Linked DNA regions of Homo sapiens: regions 1 and 2 are each linked to region 3. Evidence: chromatin loops called from intact Hi-C (ENCODE). Cell type or tissue: PC-3. All regions are shown on one strand.

Region 1 (4,000 bases), 300 kb after region 3:
AATACTGTAACCTATTAAAGTTGATTGGAAAAAGTAGTTTTACATTTCTTTTTCCCTCCTGGCAAAGTGGAAATAGGAATATGGTGGTTGAAATTCCAGTTAGGTTTGAAATTTCTTTTTAAGGACTTGATTATTCGAGCCCTTGCATCTTCTCTTATCCAAAGTTATTTGCTTTTCAACCGAGCTCTTTGCTACTAGGTTGAACAGATAAATAAGCTGCATCTTGAATTCATTTTTGAACTTGGAATCCAGCATTTAAAGGAAACCGAGAGGGGCCTATTCATTGGGATTTTATTTAGCCGGGCAACTTCTCTTTCTGGCTTGTGAAAAATGGACGTTTTTTCCTCACTGAAACAACATAATCCTTTCTAATACAAAAGATTTAGACCTTGGAGTGTGAAGGGTTAATGGTGGTCCTTCCCAGTTGTCCTCCCACCCCCCCACCTCACCCCTGATTGTTTTGACAACACTTTTCAAAGTGTGACATTCCAAGCCCCTACATAACAATGTAATATTACTGTAATTACACAGGTCATTACATTTTAAATAGAGAACAATAAAATGCTTATCGCCCTGAAAAAGAACAGGTGTTCTTACCCTTCTTTGGTATTTATGCTAATTGTTTTTCATCTCCTTCAGAAATATTTATGGCGAACATGTTTAGATTTCAATCTCAATGCAACCGTATTAATTCCATGCTAATCTTTATAGGTTGGGGTTTAATGTCTGCAGTATGGATTATAGGCTCAACATTCACCCAATAAGTCATATTTTAATGATTATAAATTAAATATGCCAGCGCTTTCCACTTTGTTGATATTGAAACTTTCTGAAATCCCAGAAACAAACTCAGGCATTTGGGAGCCTAACGAGCTTATCTGGAAGACGTGTTTTTGGAAACTTTTGACTGTTTAAGGGAAGGAGCTTTGACTGATGCCCTCTGTGTCTGATTGAGAAAGAGTTTTTTGAGGAAAACAATCCTCGTTCTTGCTAGGAGTTCTTCACCTTGATTTTAATTTTACTGATAGGGATTTCATTTAGAGTCATTGCTGGAAGTTGGTCAGCTTTCTGTTTCTTAGCAAGCTGTGAAAAAGTTACCGGAAGGTTTCCAGGGGCTTGCAGATCAAGAATGCTGTTCTGTTTGCCGTGCTGGATCGCTGCAGTTCTGCACGCCATTGAAAAAAATATTTGCTTTAGAAAACTAGCATTTTAATAGTTGCACCAGAGGCTGTGCTTTTAAAGATTACAGTAGAAGTCTTTCCAGGTTTCGAATGCCTCCTTACATCCCACGAGGTGCCCCTGGCTGTGTGCAAAAAGTGCCTAGATTTCTCGGTGGAGAAATCCTGGTGCAACTTCTCTTACACACGTGCAGTGGGTAAACTAGAAGGTATCTAAGAGGATTTTACATTTTGTCAGATGTTTCACAACAGGCCCCCCTGAATCACATTAAAAATGCACTGTAGAGAAAGGACAGCTGCAAATTTTTGTGTGGACGCGTGTTTCTGGACCATGACTAAAACTCCGAGGACCTTTCCCCCAGCTGTCTGGAAGTTATGTGGAAGTTGGTTTATTGGCAGTTAAGTATGAGACAACCTGGATTTAGCAAATGCTCTCTCCTGCACAGGAAGTAGATGACATTATATTGGGGGAAGGGAGGAGATTTCAGGCAAGGAGTGATTTACCTTTTTTTTTTTTTTTTTTTTTTTAAATGCTGGAGTTGCCAAATAAATAAGCACTTTCCAGGGAAGTAAGTGTAAGCTTTTTAGTCTTGGTGAGTGGCATTAGATAATATCTTTGACTGCATTTATAATTCTTTTGAGGTGACACATTTTAAAGTTTGGAAAAGGAGGCTGAACCAAATTCTTGAGGGTCTTATTTTCAAAGGGGTGTGTGATGTGGGCATCTGAGTTTCTTCTGGGAGTGAATATTGGCAACTATGTAAGTAAATCTTCAACTCTGACTTATAATTGAGCACATTTGTGAAGGAAATGGTTAATTTTACAACCAAAGGCAAACTCGCACCTCGACAGGTCTGCTGAAAGAAATGTGCCCCAGTCTTTTTGCTGGCAAGCGCACCACCAGGTCATAAATCCACAGGCTTTATTTACAGCCCATAACACTTATGAATGTTAAGATATTTGACGCCACGTTGGCCTTATAATATTCAAGGTCCGCAGACATTGGCAGTAGCTCAGATTTCTCTCACTAATTATAAGCAATGAGATGGGGGGAGGTGGTGGTATCCTAATGCAAATGCTGCCCTCCCTTCTCCGCTGACCCCCACCTCTACAATCTTGAGTTTACTGAGACAGACGCCACCACTCCTTTGGCAGCTGACTTGTACGTTTCCTCTAGGCTATTGTTATACACATTTATAAAGAGCACTTTCAGGAATGGAAATTCAGTGGGGGCTCTGCACAGATGCCTTTTTCAAAAGCAAAGTTGCTCTAGGTGTTTGCATCTTTTCCCTTTTCTTTTCTCCCTTTTTCCTTTCTTTCTCTTTTCTTAATTCCCCCCAACACCCCCACCTTTTTTTTTTTTTTTTTTTTTTTTTTGAGATTACATTGCCTATATTGTGCATTTTCCCCAGGAATACTTAAAGAAACCTGGTATGGGAGACGGCTCTTTAATTTATATGATGTTCCCCTGAGTGGAAGGGAAAATGTACACATTACATAGTACACTAGTTAAACTAGTTAACGTGAGAGTTTTTAAAAAAGTGAGATGAGGTGAAGAGAGTTGACTAAAAGAATATAATAGGTGAGGGGAAAAAAAATCCAGGTTTACACTGGGGATGGGAGGGCTGCTTATTTGTGAAAAATGTACTGGTATCTGCGGGAGGAGGCACAGAAAAGTAGCCAGAGGAGACAGAATAAATGCCTAAGAAAGATAAGAAAAGTATAATACAAGAGAACAAAGATTTGGGTTTGGGGGAATTGAAATTGGAGATTGGAAGTTTCCTTATGGAGGGGCGTGGGAGTACCCTGGGCTGGGCTATTAAAAAGGGATATTGCTTTGCTCAGCAAAGATGGGCTGCGATCCCTTCATTACCCAGGGTGTTCTACCTAGCCACAGATGTGTTTCCTATCAGTTACTGTGTAAGCATCTGAGGGTGAGGCATTATCTGTGGTGGAGACTGGAGTGTGAGAGAGAAGGCCAGTTGTCCTGCTGATTTTAATTTATGTTGAAAAAGTGGGCTGTTCTGGTGTATTACAAACTGACTACGCGGTATAAGGAGGAAGTGAGATTCAAAGGTGTTTGCCAGGCCAGGAGAGATGATGGCTCTCATTTCTGACTGGATCCTTCCTTCCATCCAACCCAAACTTAAAGACCCAGGCCGAAAGGTTTTCTTTTCTAATCAATGGCATGCAGAAACTTACTAGCCCTCAGGGATAGATATGAATCCCTAAACAGCTCATTACAAAGAAGGGGCTGTGGGATCTTTGAACGGGTTATCAGCCGAGGTGTTCTTTGCTTTTCCCAAGATAGGTTTTTTCTCCTTAGGCACATCTGATTTCGGGCTAGTAATTCGACCTGTTATATTTTATTCTTTTTGTCATGCAGTAGCCCCAACCAGGTCGGTCTACGGAGGAAGGAATGGCCAGGAGTGGCATCAGCCCTGAAGGAGTTAAAATTGCTCCCTAAAGTTTGGCATCATGAAAATAAATTTGAGGCCTGGTAGGCATTAGCAGGGCACAGCACATTTACAGAGCTTAATTAGTACGCACTGTAATTGTTCATGGTCTGCCAGAAGAAGTAATGTTCAGGAAAAGTGGAGTCCCTCTCTTGCAGTCTTCAGCTTGAAACCGATAAATCACTTGCATATTTGTGTAGTGATTCAAATGGAGCTAAGACCTCTCCCATCCCAACATGTGGTAAATTGTAAAGTCAATGAATTGCAGATGTAGGCTACAGTGAGATTCTCTAAGAAAATGCAGAATGAATGGGAAAGAGTGACGCTATAAATATTTACTGAGAAGATAACTAGATTCCTTCGTGC
Region 2 (4,000 bases), 430 kb after region 3:
ATGCTTGCCTCTGATCTTGCATGTTCTTGGGCCACGCCTATGTCTTGATTACCTGGAGCTGCTGTCTGTGTGTTTAAGGAGCATTCCCTTTAACTGGCCTGGGTCTGATAGAGCAGGGAGGCCCCCTTTTCTCTGCATTAGCCATGGCCTGGTAGAAGATCTTTTTCAGTAGCCTCTCACTGGTTCAGCTTTTAATAAGCATAGCTGTTCATTCTGGCTATTTATGATAAGATGATATGAATATAGCTATTCTCCCATCAGAGCCTGGCACATGGTAACTCATTAATCTTTGGTTGGCGGCAGGAGGTAGATAAAGGAACCAGGCACCCATTTTAAGTATGAGGAAAATGAAACAGAAAGACTGGGTTTCTTCCTTATAACTCAAGGTCTACAGGAGCTGATTAGATCCCTGGCGCCAGTGACTGAGCATTTCTCAGCCTTGTCCTCAGAACCCAGAAGCATCTCCCAGGGACGTGCCAAAATGCCACGTTTCCAGGATGTCATCTAAATCTGTAAACTGTGAATAGGTGAGGTACAAAGATGCCACTTATGGGCTGTGCCAACTTGGGCAAGTTACCCGACTGATCTGTGCTTCAATTTCTCCATCAGTGATAAAGGTTCACATACAGGCTGTATGTAAAGCGGGAGCTTGATGAGAGAGCTGGTGGGCTCAGACTGGTGCAGGCAATTGGCAAGATTCTTGAGGAATCACAACCTGATGGTGTGTCTGTGTGATGGGCCAGTCGCTGCTGGAGTAGCTCAGTTATGTGTTCCATGTAGGTTTCCATGGAAATTCACATGTAACATTCCTAGTACCTACTTCAAGAATTTTGGTGGTGGCTGGGTGTGGTGGGTCATGCCTGTAATCCCAGCACTTCAGAAGGCCGAGGTGGGCAGATCACGAAGTCAGGAGTTCGACATGGTGAAACCCCGTCTCTACTAAAAATACAAAAATTAACCAGGCGTGGTGGCACATGCCTGTAATCCCAGCTACTTGGGAGGCTGAGGCAGGAGAATTGCTTGAATCTGGGGGACGGAGGTTGCAGTGAGCCAAGATAGCACCACTGCTGTCCAGCCTGGGCAACAGAGCCAAGACTCCCTCGGCTGGGGGGGTTGGTGGGGGCAGGGTAAGAATTTTGGTGATCTCTGAAAATCCGGATCCCACAGCATGGGTGTGATAGAAATGGCTCTGCAGAGTGTGATGGGAACCTCTTGTGACTGGTCGTCAGAACTAAGTTTGAGTCCAACACTCACTTTTTTGGCAAGGTGCTTCCCCGCTCCGTGATGCAATTCTTGCATCTGCAAAACAGGCGGTGGTCATGGGATATTCCCGCAGTCTGCTCCACTGGGTACCTACAGAGATCCCTTGACATTTAACACAGGCTTCCTGTGATCCAGGAACTACTGTACGAACTACTGTAACTACCTCCTATATTAACTTTTCCAAACCTTGATAGCAACCTTATGAGGGAGGTGGTGTGATTATTCCCATTTTGCAATTAAGGTAACTGAGCCAGAGAGAGAGAAAGCAATATCCATAAGATCACACAGCTGAAGGGTGAGAGCTATAAAAATTGCTGGGAATGAAGGGCCATGGTTCTTGGCCATGGTTCTTGGCCATGGTTCAGAGCTGTGATACCAACCATCTTCCACTTGTTCAGGGAGAAGGTGTTTGATCCTTTTCTTCACTCAGCTGCCTTAGGAGTTGGGAGGAAATTTTGTTTCAGGATACCTAAGTTCTTACAAGTCTCAACAATTGTACTTTCTGTTCCATCTACATTTCAAATTCATTGTCCCTTCTCTTTCTTTCCATGTAATTCAGCCAGATTCGAACCCTTTAGATCCCTTCCTCTAGGGAATTAAGGTTGGTAGACCAGCTGAGTAAATGTGACTCAGAAAGTCAATATCCACCTGGGCAGGGATGAGTCATTTCTTTCTAGTTAGCTATTCATGTACATTTTAAAGCTCGCCACACAAAGTCATTACATTGAGGCTATTAACATGTTTAATAGTGACAATAATAGGGTGTGACCCATGGCATATAACCGCATTCAGATAAGAAGAAAGAGTTTTCTTTTTTCTTCTTCCTGTAATTGCTCAGTCAATACCATTTTCACGGAAATACTTGCAAACAAACTTTTAAAAAGTTCATTGTCCAAAGCCTTCCCTGATTCCTTGTTTCCTTCCTCTTCAGGGGTTCTATAAACTTTTCCTGATCAGTGGCCGGGGATTAGCGAGATGGTGCACTCTGTCCTGATTTTGTGGTTGACCTACCCTTTTGCTGGTGTTGAGCCTGTTTTTATTGCATTTTTTGGGGTGTGTGTGCGCGTGCACGCGCATGTGTGTTTTTTCAGGAGGGGGCACATTATTGCTGCTACTTGCTTATTAACCTCTCAATCTAGAAATTTCAGGGAAGAAGAGACTTCCGCTAAATTTGCCAAGCTAGACACATAAACAGGGAGTTAGCCATTTTGGTGAGAGGAAATGAAACTTTTCTTGGGTTTATTAGACCACATCCTATGTGGCTTATTTTATGTCTGATTTCTAAAAAGCATGTCATCACGGTCAAAGTTTTATTTTTGCTTGTTAGTCATTTGAAACAAATATAGATATTGCTTCATTTCCTGGGTACTGTATTTTTCAGTACGTGGTATGTATGGAAAATTTGGGTTTACACAATGAAGTGCACTAGAAGGGAAGTATTTGCTAATTTAGAACTCTCTACATTATAACTTTGGATTAGCAAGCATTCGGCTAACTAAACATTTTCATTTATCTCCTACCCCTGATTATATAAAGAAGCAGATGAGACAACCAAAGAAATACCCCTCCAAGACAAAGTGAATATTTTGAAATACTTCCTCTCAGTCTTTTAAAAAATGTGATTTAAAAATCGTAGGTGGGATCATACTATACATGCACTTGTTTTCTGTTTATTTTACATCTCTCTATACTAGAAACACTTTCCTATATATGCCACAAAAACTGTGAAAGTACTAATGATTATCCCTCCTGTCCCTTAATATGCTTAGCTATTGCCCCAATGAACTCAGACTGTTTCCAAAGTTCCGCTGTTGGCCGGGCACTGTGGCTCATGCCTGAAATCCCAACACTTTGAGAGGCTGAGGCAGGTGGATCACTTGAGGCCAGGAGTTTGAGACCAGCCTGGCCAACATGGCAAAACACTGTCTCTACTAAAAAATACAAAAATTAGCTGGGTACGTGGTCCCAGCTACTCGGGAGGCTGAGACAGGAGAATCGCTTGAACCTGGGAGGCAGAGATTGCAGTAAGCTGAGATTGCACCTTTGCATTCCAGCCTGGGTGACAGAGCAAGACTCCATCTCAAAAAATAAAAACAAAAAACAAAAAACCAAAAAACAAAGTTCCACTATAAATAGTGCAACTGCATCTCATGTGGCAGAGGGTGGAAGTTGCAAATAGTGAAGAGAGAGTGATTCTGGGACATTCCATAATGCCCCCTTGATGTATGTGACCCATCATTGCTTCGCATGTATAGCCCCGGATTGTTCTGTGTGAGTGGGCCGGCAAATTCAACTCCTCCTCACCCCCTCTCTACCCCAGTTCATGCTCACTGGGTAGGATGGGAGGTGGGACTGCCAGATTATTTTTATTTTTTCCTTTCCCACATTGTCTATCTGCCAATATTTTTTTGTTGAAGTCTTTTAGGCTAAATGAGCGGACAAATTTTCTCTGCTGATCAACCGCCGTGGTAGCATCAGTGGGCACTGCAGTGCCTCCCTGGGAATTTTTAATGCCTCAGTGAGGTCATATTCCCAGTGTAGAGGGAACATGACGTAGTCCCACTCTACTTATCAGATGCAGAGCTTGCTACCAGGAAAACAGACGCGGAGAAGCCGGGATCATTTCTGGCCCCATTTCCCTCATTGTTCACCATTCCTTGGACTGCAAAGAGATGTCATTGTAAACGCTATCCTTTTCATTTTGTATACTAAGCAGGAAGCCCAGGCACTCTCTGTG
Region 3 (4,000 bases):
GTATATCTATACTTTCTTCTCCTATTTTAACCCAGGTATCTTCTTTCTTTCTGTGTGCTCAGAAGAGTCAAGATATATAAAAATACTATATAAAACATAACATTTTAAATTTATGAGTCAGTGTAAACATTTGTCCAGGCTTTGAGTTGGGGTACAAATTAGATTTTTTTTAATATAAGAGGTATAAGAAGGCAGTAACTTCTTCCAGATGAGTTCTAAATATTTTGTATGAATCAAAAATTACTCCTTGCCATCCCCTACCTCACACATATATAATATACAAAAATTAAATCAAAATGGATCGAAGACCCAAGTCTAAGAACTAAAACTATAAAACTCTTAGAAGAAAATACAGGGACAAATCTTCATTGGCATGAAGTTGGCAATGGATACTTAGGTATGACACCAAAGCACAAAGCAACAGAAGAAGAAAACAGATTAGACTTTATGAAAGTTAAAAACTTTTATATATCAAAGAACACTATATTGTGTGTGTGTGTGTGTTTGTGTGTGTATATATATGCCTTAAAACAGAACAACAAAAAGATGTGTAGTATTAGGATGCCTTGTCCTCCACATTGTAATGCATGTTTGTTTTCTTTTTAATTCGTTTTTGTTGTTGTTAATGCAAAGATCAAAGGCCTAGGAGTTGGGAGACTTAGGATCATGGTTGCAGCTCTGTGGGTAATGAGCAACATGATCTGGGTGATCTTGGAGATCTCCACCTCCCAACTTCCTGCATTCTAGTTTGCTCATTTGTTCTATTACTTTATTTATTTATTTTTCCCAGAGACAGGGTCTCACTCTGTCACCCAGGCTGGAGTGCAGTGGCACAGTCATAGCTCACTGCAGCCTCAATCTCCTAACCTCAAGTGATCTTCCCGCCTTAGCCTCCCAAGAAGCTGATACCACAGGCATGCCCCACCACGCCCAGCTAATTTTTACTTTTTTAAGAGATGGTGATCTCACTATGTTGCTCAGGATGGTCTCAAACTCCTGGCCTCAAGTGATCCTCCCAGCTGAGCCTCCCAAAGCACCGGTATTACAAGCATGAGCTACCACACCCAGCTCATTTGTGCCATTACTTTTACAGCCCACATTTGTTCTAAAAATCTTTGATTCTATTGTTACAAATTTATAAAGGACTTGACCATATTTTTAAGTTGAATGGTTCCAGTGAACAAAAATTTCCTGAGCACCTGCATATGTCCTGTACTGCCTCTTAAAATGCGGCATATACTGAGAGGAATGAGACATGGCCTCATCTTTAAAGTCATTTACAGTCTATTAGAGAAGAATATATAAGCAAAGAGTCACAAACATCTAATCCTACGGCAGCCAAGCAGGGAACAGAAATGAGTGAAACAGGCCAGTGGGGAGGTGGCAAACTGGATAGTACCTGGCTGTTCTAAAGAAAGAAGCTATAACTCAGTTCCAGCCTGTGTTTACCAAGTGGGAATGGGGACTCACTGTTGCCAGATATTCCAAATTTCAAAAGAAACTAGAAGTTTATCATTTTATATGAAACCTCCTGTTTAAACAAATTTTTCCTGTGATTGCCAACTGGTTCAAAAATGCTTAGAATAGTCTTTCATAAAAGCAAAAGATGTTTGCTAGCCACGTAAGTCCTGTGGTCCACCCAATAGTGACTTCTCAAACATGTAATTAAAATGCTATACATTTAGTGATAGCAATGTGTGCAGAGTTCACAAAGAGTACAAATAGTGATTAACTCGGCTCAGAATGATTTCTAAGAAGCCTTTCTAATTACTTTCTAATCACCTCTCAATTCTTTAAGCACTTTTTGTTTTTTTAGAATGAGTAATTCATTCACCCTGGAGAGCTGGATGACGCTGAACACGTCTCCCTTGTCTGTTAAGTAAATACGTGTTTGGTAAATTCCACAAGTGAGCCTTTGGAATGTGTTTTGACAGTTTTGCCCATTCAGGTTTTCTGCTGCTTCATCTCCTGGCTTTTTACAGGCTTTATTGAATTGTGAAAAAGGGATGTCCTTCCTGCTGCTCAAGTCTCATTTTATAGGATAGAATGGATTCATTCTCATTTTTGAATGGAGCTGTAATTAACATGGTTCCTTTTGTTTAACAACCTCAATTTACATAGTACCTGCTCATTCCAGAGCATCGTTACTGGTAGCACAGCTTCATTGACTGATGTCTGAGGGCTCTGGGAATAGTGTTTGTTAATTATCTGCAGCAAACCAGGTAACTAAGGGGAGGTTCTGCTACTATGACTTTGATGAAAGTAGCACTGATGATTTTTTTAATTGCTTAATGATAGATTTGATCATCTTAAAGCAAAATAGAATACATACTCAGCTACTGAGAAGGTAGTGTTAAAACATAATTGCTTAAACACAAACATACACGCACGCAGACACACACACACACACGCGCACGCGCGTGCATAGGCCCTGCATGGTCTTTAGCTATATTTCTTTAAGAATATGTTAAGTTTACCTTCAGTTGAGATGAATGTATAATTTTTTAAAATAATGTCATCAAGTGCCTGTAAATATTTTATGGTACATAGTAAATGCTAATGTCCTCAGAGGCCAAGGAGGCTACTGTATGAAGCAGTCTAATGTTGGGGACTTAGGCAAAATGGAAACAATATGATCTGCTTAAAAGCATTTAAATTTCTATTGTTTTGGGTTTTTTAAAACGTTATTCTGGGGGCAGGATGGGAATACATCTGTGGGCCTTATTTGGCCCCGTGCTCTAGTTTTCTTATATGCTCTCTGGAGTCACTGAATTCTAATTTGTTGTTGTTGTTGTTGTTTTTGAGACAGAGTCTCGCTCTGTCACCCAGGTTGGAGTGCGGTGGCATGATCTCGGCACACTGCAACCTCTGCCTCCCAGGTTCAAGCGATTCTCCTGCCTCAGCCTCCTGAGTAGCTGGAACTACAGGCGCACGCCACCATGCCCAGCTAATTTTTGTGTTTCTAGTAGAGAGGGGTTTCACCCTGTTGGCCAGGATGATCTCGATCTCTTGACCTTGTGATCCGCCCTCCTCGGCCTCCCAAAGTGCTGGGATTACAGGCGTGAGCCACCATGCCCGGCCCAAGTTCTAATATTTTAAAGCCAAGTGGCACTAAAGATCATCTAGTCTAAGAGTCTCATTTTACATTTAAGGAAACTGAGGCCCAGAGAAAGGGAATGTTTTACCTAAATTAAACCCCAAGTGAATACTTCTTGATTTCTTTCAGTTTGCCTTAAAGACAAAGGAATTTGGAGATCATTTTAGAGTTGGTTGTATTTCTGCATTCTCCAATACAGTGACCGCTAACCACATGTAGGTACTGAGCACTTGAAATGTGGATAGTGCTACTGAGGAACTAAAGTCTTATTTTATTTTATTAATTGAAATTTAAATAGCCCCATGTGGCTAGTGGGTACTGTGTAATATTGCAGAAAGAAACTCAGAAATTAAGGTTTTTATCCCTAATTTGTTACAGCCTACCTTAAATAAATATGCTACTTTACATAAAACTCAAGAGCCAGTCAACAGAATACTTCTGTTTACCTCCTCTTCATCTTTTGTGCTAGTTTTCATACATTTCACTTCTGCATGTTATCACTATTTTTATTTTAAACGGTTACTTTGAAAGAATATAAGAGAAAAAGAAATGTTTTTATTTTTATTTACTTATTTATTTATTTTTGAGACAGGGTCTCAGTCTGTCACCCAGGCCGGAGTGCAGTGGCATGATCTTGCCTCACTGCAACCTCCGCCTCCTGGGTTCAAGTGATTCTCCCACCTCAGCCTCCCAAGTAGCTGGGACTACAGGCATGTGCCACCACACACGGCTAAGTTTTTGTACTTTTTGCTAGAGATGGGGTTTCACCAAGTTGGCCAGGTTGGTCTCGAACTTCTGACCTCAAGTGATCCGCCCTCCTCGGCCTCCTAAAGTGCTGAGATTATAGGCACATACCATCACCTGGCTAATTTTTGTATTTTTAGTAGAGACAGGGTTTTGCCA

The links. Hi-C counts contacts between places; a loop is a spot of excess contacts. Peaks named below come from ENCODE experiments on the same cell type or tissue, not always from the same donor. Only the 100,000 strongest peaks of a DNase experiment are listed, where the experiment ranks them.
Region 1: a loop joins it to region 3, with 3 times the contacts of the local background. A loop is called at or near these places in 1 of 110 quality-filtered maps.
Region 2: it touches region 3 in a loop (2.5-fold over the local background); 1 of 110 quality-filtered maps calls a loop at or near these places.

Annotation. Positions count from the first base shown.
Region 1 is chr10:112,954,662-112,958,661 of GRCh38, forward strand. All of the region lies in intron 3 of TCF7L2 (transcription factor 7 like 2), which reads left to right. Among named protein-coding and RNA genes, the nearest start is that of TCF7L2, 6.4 kb to the left of the region's middle. RefSeq lists an enhancer at 2,839-3,473. In PC-3, no CTCF peak of the experiment used is centred here; DNase peaks (open chromatin) are centred at 1,550 and 3,860; H3K4me3 peaks cover 3,826 bases; H3K27ac peaks cover 4,000 bases.
Region 2 is chr10:113,091,761-113,095,760 of GRCh38, forward strand. All of the region lies in intron 5 of TCF7L2 (transcription factor 7 like 2), which reads left to right. Among named protein-coding and RNA genes, the nearest start is that of SNORA87, 48 kb to the left of the region's middle. In PC-3, no CTCF peak of the experiment used is centred here; DNase peaks (open chromatin) are centred at 1,921 and 2,531; H3K4me3 peaks cover 1,103 bases; H3K27ac peaks cover 3,888 bases.
Region 3 is chr10:112,657,317-112,661,316 of GRCh38, forward strand. The region is part of intron 5 of VTI1A (vesicle transport through interaction with t-SNAREs 1A); the gene reads left to right. Among named protein-coding and RNA genes, the nearest start is that of MIR4295, 25 kb to the left of the region's middle. In PC-3, no CTCF peak of the experiment used is centred here; a DNase peak (open chromatin) is centred at 1,905; H3K4me3 peaks cover 629 bases; H3K27ac peaks cover 2,382 bases.